Regions from separate parts of the Homo sapiens genome. Here region 2 is linked to region 1. Evidence: chromatin contacts called from ENCODE Hi-C or POLR2A ChIA-PET data. All regions are on one chromosome and are shown on one strand. Each heading gives the region's core, a stretch centred on a gene start or an enhancer-like site at or near the end of the contact. The rest is flanking DNA. Distances are from core to core; before and after follow the strand shown. Region 1 overlaps SIPA1L3 (signal induced proliferation associated 1 like 3). Region 2 holds the start of ZNF575 (zinc finger protein 575).

Region 1 (4,306 bases), core at 1,286-3,785:
CTTTCTATAGACGAGAAGGTGCCCTGGTTCTCGACTCATCAGCCTCTAGGAAAGAAGCAGCTTGCTGGTCCATCCCAGGCTGCTGGGAGGCCCGAGAAACAGGTCACAGCAGCCCCGCCTCCTCCATAGACCTCCAGGCCTCTCAAAAGGGACCCCCACCTGCTGCCCGCAAAGATGGCCTCATTTCCTCTCAGGCCCAGCGCTGCCAGCAGCCTGTCCCCCCTCCTCATTTCCCTATTTCTTTTGAGTGGCCAGATGACAGCACAAAGCTTCAAGGTCGGGGGCCGTGGGGTGGTGGTGGAGTCTTTGACCTCATGCCGATCAACGTGCTTCTCTCGGTTCCCTGTTCTGGGCCCTGCCCTGGAAAGAGGCAGGGTGGCCGGGGAGGGGAGTTTCCAGATTACCTGTGTCTCCTGGGCATGGCACAGGAAATGACTCCTTCATAGGCTGAGAGTTTTGGGAGGCCCTGTGCCACAACCCCCCAGCAAGAGCCCACATGAATCCGCCATCTCGCCCGCAGCCTGGGGATGCTGCTGGATTTTCCGGGTGTGGAGGGGCCCAGGTCCCCCGAGCAGCTCCTCTGACCCCGCAACCCGGCATCTCCTGTGCCCGAGTGGCGTCTGTCAGTTGCTCAGTAAGTGGAGGGCTTTGCTGTCCCTTCTGCTGTACCCACAGCTGCCCGCTCAGAGCAAGGTGGCTCTGATCCTGCAGGAGGGGGCTCTCTTTGAGAGCACTTGGGTGTATCGTGTCTCAGAAAACCCACATGGCTTGTAGCTGTGGCTGCCTAACAGCACCACCTGGGTGGTTGAGTGGCTCTTCCAGAGACCCTTAAGTGGATGGGCTCCCCAGCCAGGCGTGGTCCCCACTGCTAAGTATGTTATAGGTGTTGACCCACTTAGTCCTCCCAAAAACCCTGTGAGGCAGGCACTATCCAGTTTTACACATGAGGAAACTGAGGCACGGATAAGTTGGGTTGTTTGCGTGAGCCACACAGGTAGGAAGTGGCAGAACCAGGATTTGAACCCAGACCATCTGGCTTCATAATCACTCTGCTATACTTCCTGCCAGCCTGTTCTCCCCCGCCGACACACACGCACGCACACACGCACGCACTCACACACACTCCTACACATTCCTCTCTCTGTCATATCACCTGGTTTATTTTCTTCATGGCACATATCACAGTGGATTTGTGGGCTTGTGTATTGCCTGTCTACACCCTATAGTATAGCCTGTGAGCTCCTGTTTGACCATAGGAATTCTGTGTCTTGTGCATTGCCATATCCCCAGCATCTAGAACAGGACCTGGCCCGAAAGAGCTGCTCAGTAAATATTTGTTGAATGAATGAACCGACATGGCCAGTGACACAATGTCTCACTGGGTAGGTTTGTGTTATTTTTTCCTCCTTCGACCTCGATCCCTCCTGCCACTCACTTTATAGTAGAGGCAGTCACAGGCGATCTGTGGGTAGAGCGATGATTGAACCCGGGCCGGGCTGACCCCAGAGCGCACGCTCCTTTGCCCGCCCCTGCCACACTGGTATCTTTCCCTTGATGCTGACGGAGGGATGTGACACCGCAGCCAGCCAGGTCTCCTCATGGAGGGCCTCGGACCACGTGTCATTTTAGAGACCCCAGCGGCAGTCCAGATCCTGAAGTCCGACCTTTGATTCAGGAACAGAGCAGCTGCAGGAGTGCCAGGCTGGGCTTTCTGGTCCTGTCTCTCATCCTCAGCTCCAGTCAGCTGGGGATTAACCCCCTGCCGTCATCAGGAGAAATACAACATGGGAAACCGGCGGTAACTCCACTGTGGTAAAGGATGTGAGGGAAACAGTGACCCACTGCAGAGGGTTTCCTGAGCTCTCGTGCACAGAGAATCGTGCGTGTGCCTCTGGGTGGGCAGGGGACATGCAGCCTGGGTGAACATTTCCCATACACTAGGATGAATTGGCCCTTCCTGTTCATGCCTCTAATGCCCCATTTCCCTCCTACAGAGATTTTCTCTTGTTTAACAATTAAAAGATAGCAGGCTGCTTTGTGGTTCTCAGTCAGGATGCTTTTTAGTTGCAAGTAACAACCCTGGCACCATCTGGCCAATGGTTAAGACATGTGATGTGTTCTAGAAGCCCAGGGGTGGATGGGCACCAGGTGGATAGGATCAGCAGCTCAAGCATGTCTGTCAGGGACTCAGGTTCTCAGCCTCCAAAGGCCTCTGTATGCCTCTTGGTTCCAGAATGGCTTCCAGTGATAATCAGGGCCACTTGCCCTTGTCCACAGGCATCAGGAGAGAGAGAACACACCCCACTGATGGTTATAAGTGGTTCCCCTCAGTCTACAGCTGGTCCAGCTGAGGTCACGTGCCCCTCAACCAGGCCGGTCAAGTTACTAGAGGAATGCCACATCCTGATCACTCTTGACCAACTGGGTTCTGTTGTCTAGTAGCTGAAAAAAGCAGAAGTGGAAACTGAGTAGACAACCATTAATGCCTGCCAAGCTCAGTCCCTGACCAAGTCCCCTCCCTAAGTTAGCAAATCGTGTCAGGCCCAACAGATTTTGTGGCATTTGAGAACAAAGAAGTGTGGTTTTCTTTTGAAGAAGTTTAGTGACTTGCGTCCAATTTCTGCCTCCTGCATCATCCACCCTCAGTTAACACCCAAAAAAGGGGGCAGGCTGGGCGCGGTGGCTCACACCTGTAATCCCAGCACTTTGGGAGGCTGAGGCGGGCAGATCATGAGGTCAAGAGACCATCCTGGCTAACACGGTGAAACCCCGTGTCTACTAAAAATACAAAAATTAGCTGGGTGTGGTAGTGCACACCTGTAGTCCCAGCTATCGTGAGGCTGAGGCAGGAGAATCGCTTGAACCCAGGAGGTGGAGGTTGCAGTGAGCTGAGATTGCGCCACTGCACTCCAGCCTGGGCGACAGGGCGAGACCCCATCTCAAAAAAAAAGCGGGGGGTGGACAGGGGGCAAGTGGAGTCTGGCTGCCAAAGACTACTTGTCTGATGGTGGGGAAAAAAAATGGGTGTCTCCTCCCTTGTCACTGGGAAGGTTTTTGTTTCTCTTTCCATCTTCATCCTCTATAGGTCCTTTCATTCCTTCCCCCAGTCTGAAATATTTCCGGTGTGTCTGTAGCTGTGCACACATCCTTGCAAAATATATATTGAGGTTTGAGTAAAGAGTCAGCTTCCGGGGTTTGGAGCTCTGTATCTCATTCTTTCGGTTTCTTCTGGTTTTCACCAAATAGCATGTGTTCGCCATCTAGCCACGTTGCTGGATGTGTGTCCAGTGTATGGCGTCTGGCAGCTGAACAGTTGTACATGCTGTACATCTGCCACGGCTCACGTGTCTGGTCCCCTGGTGTTGGGCATCCAGGTTGCCCCTAGCTCCACCCCACTTCAAACCATGCTTCAAGTGAGCATCCGCCTACCTTTGCCTTAGGAACCCATGGGGCTTACCCCCAGGAGTCAGTTGCAGCCGGAGATAGGCATTCTCTCTCCCCAGGGGTGGGATTAAGGCACCTGCCACAACACCCAGCTAATTTTTGTACTTTTGGTAGAACTGGGGTTTTGCTCCATTGGCCAGGCTGATCTTGAACTCCTGAGCTCTCTATGAGGCTGCTCTGACCCGCGTTCCCCCGAGAGCACAGGAGGGTCCCGCTTCCCCATACCTCTCGCCACTTTGCTGTTGTCCTGCTTCCCAGTTTCACCAATCCGAAGGGTGTCAAGTGGGGTCTCCGGGGTTTTAATGCTCTGATGGTGAGTCTGGCTGAGTGCCTCTTCATGCCCCTGTTAACCTAATTCAGGCTCCCCTTTCCAAGAGAGGCCCAGTCAGCACAGGCATTGGAAGGCAAATTCTGGAGCCGGTGACCTGCGTTTGAATCCTGACCCTGCCATGTAACCCAGCAAGTTAGTTCACCTCTCTGAGCCTCAGAGCTGCCATAAATATAAAATGGAAATAATAGTAGTATCTATATTGTAAGGTATTTTGAGGATTAAATGAGATAATATATGTAAAGCATTTAAGACAGTGCTGGCTGGGCATGGTGGCTCACGCCTGTAATCCCAACACTTTGGGAGGCCGAGGCAGGTGGATCACTTGACGTCGTGAGTTCGAGACCAGCCTGGCCAACATGATGAAACCCCGTCTCCACTAAAAATGCAAAAATTAGCCCGACGTGGTGGCGCATGCCTGTAATCCCAGCTACTCAGGAGGCTGAGGCAGGAGAATCCCTTGAACCCAGGAGGCAAAGGTTGAAGTGAGCCAAGATCACACCACTGCACTCCAGCCTGGCCAACAGAGTGAGA
Region 2 (4,306 bases), core at 636-3,135, 5.5 Mb after region 1:
GGTGGGCACAGTGGCTCACCCCTGTAATCCCAGCACTTTGGGAGGCCAAGACGGGTGGATCACGAGGTCAGGAGATCGAGACCAGCCTGGCCAACATGGTGAAACCCTGTCTCTACTAAAAATACAAAAATTAGCTGGGTGTTGTGGTGAACACCTGTAATCCCAGCTACTTGGGAGGCTGAAGCAGGAGAATCGCTTGAACTCGGGAGGCAGAGGTTGCAGTGAGCCAAGATTGCGCCACTGCACTCCAGCCTGGGGGACACAGCGAGATTCCATCTCAAAAAAAAGAGAGAGAGAGAGACCGAAGTGTCACTTCAAACTAATACAATGTGTGGAGCTCATTTAGATCTTAAGTCAAGCAAATCAAGTGTAATAAAAAGATATTTATGAGATATGATGTTTGACATTTAGCTTCAGAATCATTTGGGAAGAGTGGATGGGGGGTAAATCAAACAATACTGGTCATGAGTGAATAATTATTTTAAAAACTTTTTTTTTAAAGATACGGGGTATCACTCTGTTGCGCAGGCTGGAATGCAGTAACACAATCATAGCTCATTGCAGACATGAACTCCTGGGTGAGTCCCCACTCCCTACCCCCGTGAAATAGCTGGGACTACAGGCTGCCATTAAGCCAGACTTTTTTTTTTTTTTTTTTTTTTTTTTTAAGATGGGGAGGTGTCTCACTATGTTGCCTAGGCTGGGATTTTTGTTTGTTTGGGTTTTTGGTTTTTTTGTTTTTTTGAGACGGAGTCTCACTCTGTTGCCCAGGCTGGAGTGCAGTGGCTTGATCTTGGCTCACTGCAACCTCTGCCTCCCAGGTTCAAGCCATCCTCCCACCTCAGCCTCCGGAGTAGCTGAGATTACAAGCGTGTGCCACCATGCCTGACTAATTTTTGTATTTTTAGTAGAGACGGGTTTTCACCATGTTGGCCAGGCTGGTCTCGAACTCCTGACGTCAGGTGATCCGTCCACCTCCGCCTCCCAAAGTGCTGGGATTACAGGCGTGAGCCACCGTGCCTAGCCCCCGTCTAGTTTGGAAATCCTGGGCTCAAGTGATTCGCCCGCCTCTGCCTCCCAGAGTGCTGGGATTACAGGCATGAGACAGGGAGCCCGGCCTAGGCACTTTCTAGTCTAAACACTTTCCATTGATTATCATATTTAATCCTAAAAACGCTCCATTTTATAGATGAGGAAACAGGCCTAGAAAGAGAGCTAGAAAGGGTCACACGGCTAGAAAGTGGCACAGCCGTATTCCAAACCAGTTACCCAGGCAATCTGGCTCCAGAGTCCAAATAACCCCGCCAAACTCCCAGGGATCGCCAGACCTTGCGGGTTATCGGACTGAGACCCACCCATGCAGAGGACTTTTATGGGCATTTCCTGGTCCTTTCTGCACCAGGCAGGAAGGTGCACCGCCACTGCTCGGGAAGAATGCTAAGCTGCATGCCACCCCAGGCCTGGCACCAAGAGCATGGGCCAGGGCACCTCGGGACCACCCAGGCTTCCGAGGGGGAAGGTAGATGGGTGCGTGGCTGAGAATCTTGAATCACCCAATAGCGAGGTGTGCCAAGGCGCTGTGCAAATAACGTGCCTTTTATTGGGCACTGGCTCTCTTTGAGCCCGGAGTCCCGCCCCCGCCCTCTCTCGAAGAACTGGCCAGACTTTTTGCAAACGCCTTGAAGGGTAGAATTAGCAGCGAGCTCTTGAAACTGCCTCTGGAGATGGAACTCAGCGGAATTCTCGAAAAGAAGAGGGACATTAAAAAGACGGGTGCATGCACTGATTTCCAAGCGCAGTTTGTCCATGTTAGTCTTGTACATGCTTGACTCCAGTCAGCCACCGTAGGCCCCGCCACCGGCGGTGCACTTTCTGTCGATACGGTAGCTTCGCGCTTGCTCACGAACTTGCCTGCCTGGCTGGCGCACCCAGCCCCTCCTTCCATTCCTTCTTCCCCCTCTCTGCAGCCTCTGCCAGCCCGCACTGCGCATGCTTTCTGACGCCCCCTTTGGTCCAGCGTGGGAGGAGGGGATGGAAATGAGGTTGGGCTAAGCAGCTTGCGCGCGCTCCCTTGCCTGCCCTCCCCCGACGCCGGACGCGCGCCGGGCGGGGCAGCTCCGCTGGTCCGAGGGCAGTGCAGCAGCGGCGACAGCGGCTGCGGCCGTGGCCGTGGCGGGAGGAGCCGGAAGCCCCGCCCCCGGGGAGGGGCCGTCCTGCAGGTGAGGGCGCAGGGGTTCGGGCGCGGATATTGGCTTGCAGGCTGAATGCCAGAATCACCCCGAGGGAGATCGGTTGTGGTCCGGACGCCTAGATTCTGGAGATGCTGGAGGGACTGTGCATTGGTGCCAGAGCCTCGGGAGGGTGCATCGGTGCCTGAATGTCTGATTCCGAGGGGTGCATTGAATCCTTTACGCTTGGGACTCTGAGGGAAAAGTCCATTAGGGGTCTCTGGACCGCGACGCATGCCAGGTTCCTTCCGTATCTTCCTCCAGGTCCCCCCTCTATCCTCCACGGCCCCATCCAAGCCAGGGATGAAATTTAACGGCAAGAAGGGCGCAGTTGACGCGGCGTCAATGAACTGAGACTAAGTCAAAAGCCGGGTAAAGCTAGGTCTTCGACGTGAAGCCCCGCCCACTGTGCCCATAGGCCCCTCCCCTGGGACGGTGATGAAAGACCTGCCCACTCCGCTCGAAGGCCCCCGCCCCCTGGGTCTAGTTTCAGAACAAGACTTTTTTTGTACAGCCCCGCCCATTCCAGGACTGCAGGGTCTGGTGGGGAAGGTCCCGCCCACTCTGCGCATAGGCCCCGCCGGCTCCGCGCTTAAGACGGCCGCTGAGTTAGTTGTGGAGACTCCGCCCACTCTGCTGAAAGACTCCAACCCTGGGTTTAGATAGCGAAGGGACTGCCTCTGGCTTGAATTTGCATAGCCCCGCTCACTGTGCTCTTAGGCTCCGCCTCCCCGCTAAGCCTGCCCCCGCCTTAGCATCCCATACTTGCAGACCTTGCTCCTAAACAGTGTGATCCCTCATTTTAGGCCCTCCAACCCTATCCCCATCAGCCTGGTCATCACCGGCGTCACCCCCGCCCCGCGCCCTGCCCCTAGGTTCCTGTGCCAGCAAGATGCTGGAGCGAGGCGCGGAGTCCGCGGCCGGGGCTACCGATCCTAGTCCCACTGGCAAGGAACCAGTGACCAAAGAAGGTGAGAGTGCCCCGCCTGTGAGTAGGGAGCATTCTCCAGGAACGGGGGCCAAAATAATCACATTCTGGGGGAATCTCAGGGTGAAAATTTGAGGGCCCTAGGGTGATGACTATTTGGGATCCCCAAAACTGCCACATTCTGGGAAATCCTCCCATTTGGCTCAGAGAGAGCCTCAGTGACCATTTGCTAAGGCTCAGGAAATGAGCCTTACAGAAGGGACGGGTCAGGGATGACATGCGGGATGTCAGGGTGATCACTGGGAAGATACTAGAAACGGATACCTTGGTAGCTTTGAGGAAGCCTTAGTAGCTTTGGGGATCCAGGAAAGTAACCCTTTGGAGTCCCTCAGAATGACGCCTGGGGGGAGGGGGGAGCAGAAACATGCAATTTGGGGAGTCTCAATGTGATGCTTGAGGTGCCCAGGTACACTTGGAGGAGCCCCACGAATATCAAAGTCGTGGCGGAGCCTGGCCTAGGCCCAGGGCGTTGGCTGCTTCCTGGAGCCCACCAGCCCTCCTGTCCCCCAGCTCCCCACCAGGGCCCACCGCAGAAGCCCAGCCAGTCAGCTCCAGGGCCCACCGCGTCCGCGGGCTCGCCTCCCCGGCCTCGCCGGCGGCCCCCGCCCCAGCGCCCGCACCGCTGCCCCGACTGTGACAAGGCCTTCTCGTACCCGTCCAAGCTGGCCACGCACCGCTTAGCACACGGAGGCGCCCGACCCCACCCATGCCCAGACTGCCCCAAGGCCTTCTCCTACCCCTCCAAGCTGGCAGCCCACCGCCTCACGCACAGCGGCGCCCGCCCGCACCCGTGCCCACACTGCCCGAAGTCCTTTGGCCACCGCTCCAAGCTGGCGGCTCACCTCTGGACCCACGCACCCACCCGCCCCTACCCGTGCCCCGACTGCCCCAAGTCCTTCTGCTACCCTTCCAAGCTGGCGGCCCACCGCCACACGCACCACGCCACCGACGCCCGCCCCTATCCTTGCCCGCATTGCCCCAAGGCTTTCTCATTTCCCTCCAAGCTGGCCGCCCATCGCCTATGTCACGACCCCCCAACCGCGCCCGGCAGCCAGGCGACTGCCTGGCACCGATGCTCCAGCTGCGGCCA

What was found. A loop is a pair of places that touch in the nucleus more often than their neighbours do. ChIA-PET counts read pairs that join two places held with the same protein, here RNA polymerase II (POLR2A). Pooled maps may share reads with other maps.
Region 2: a pooled map shows a loop between it and region 1 (8-fold over the local background). The contact joins the promoter of ZNF575 here to the enhancer-like site in region 1. A Hi-C loop is called at or near these places in 5 of 50 pooled maps. POLR2A ChIA-PET finds 5 or more read pairs at or near these places in 2 of 52 experiments (activated B cell and activated CD4-positive, alpha-beta T cell).

What each region holds. Positions count from the first base shown.
Region 1 is chr19:38,046,141-38,050,446 of GRCh38, forward strand. All of the region lies in intron 2 of SIPA1L3 (signal induced proliferation associated 1 like 3), which reads left to right. Among named protein-coding and RNA genes, the nearest start is that of SNORD152, 110 kb to the right of the region's middle. RefSeq lists enhancers at 301-680, 1,549-2,297, 2,951-3,480. Within about 2 kb of position 2,536, at least 13 of the 41 ENCODE cell types and tissues checked have a DNase peak (open chromatin) inside an H3K27ac peak, as active enhancers do.
Region 2 is chr19:43,531,303-43,535,608 of GRCh38, forward strand. ZNF575 (zinc finger protein 575) reads left to right here and starts at 1,886. Exons shown (of 4, transcript NM_174945.3): 1 at 1,886-2,219; 2 at 2,493-2,600; 3 at 3,035-3,199; 4 at 3,727-4,306. The coding sequence starts at 3,121. RefSeq lists silencers at 1-24, 1,992-2,301.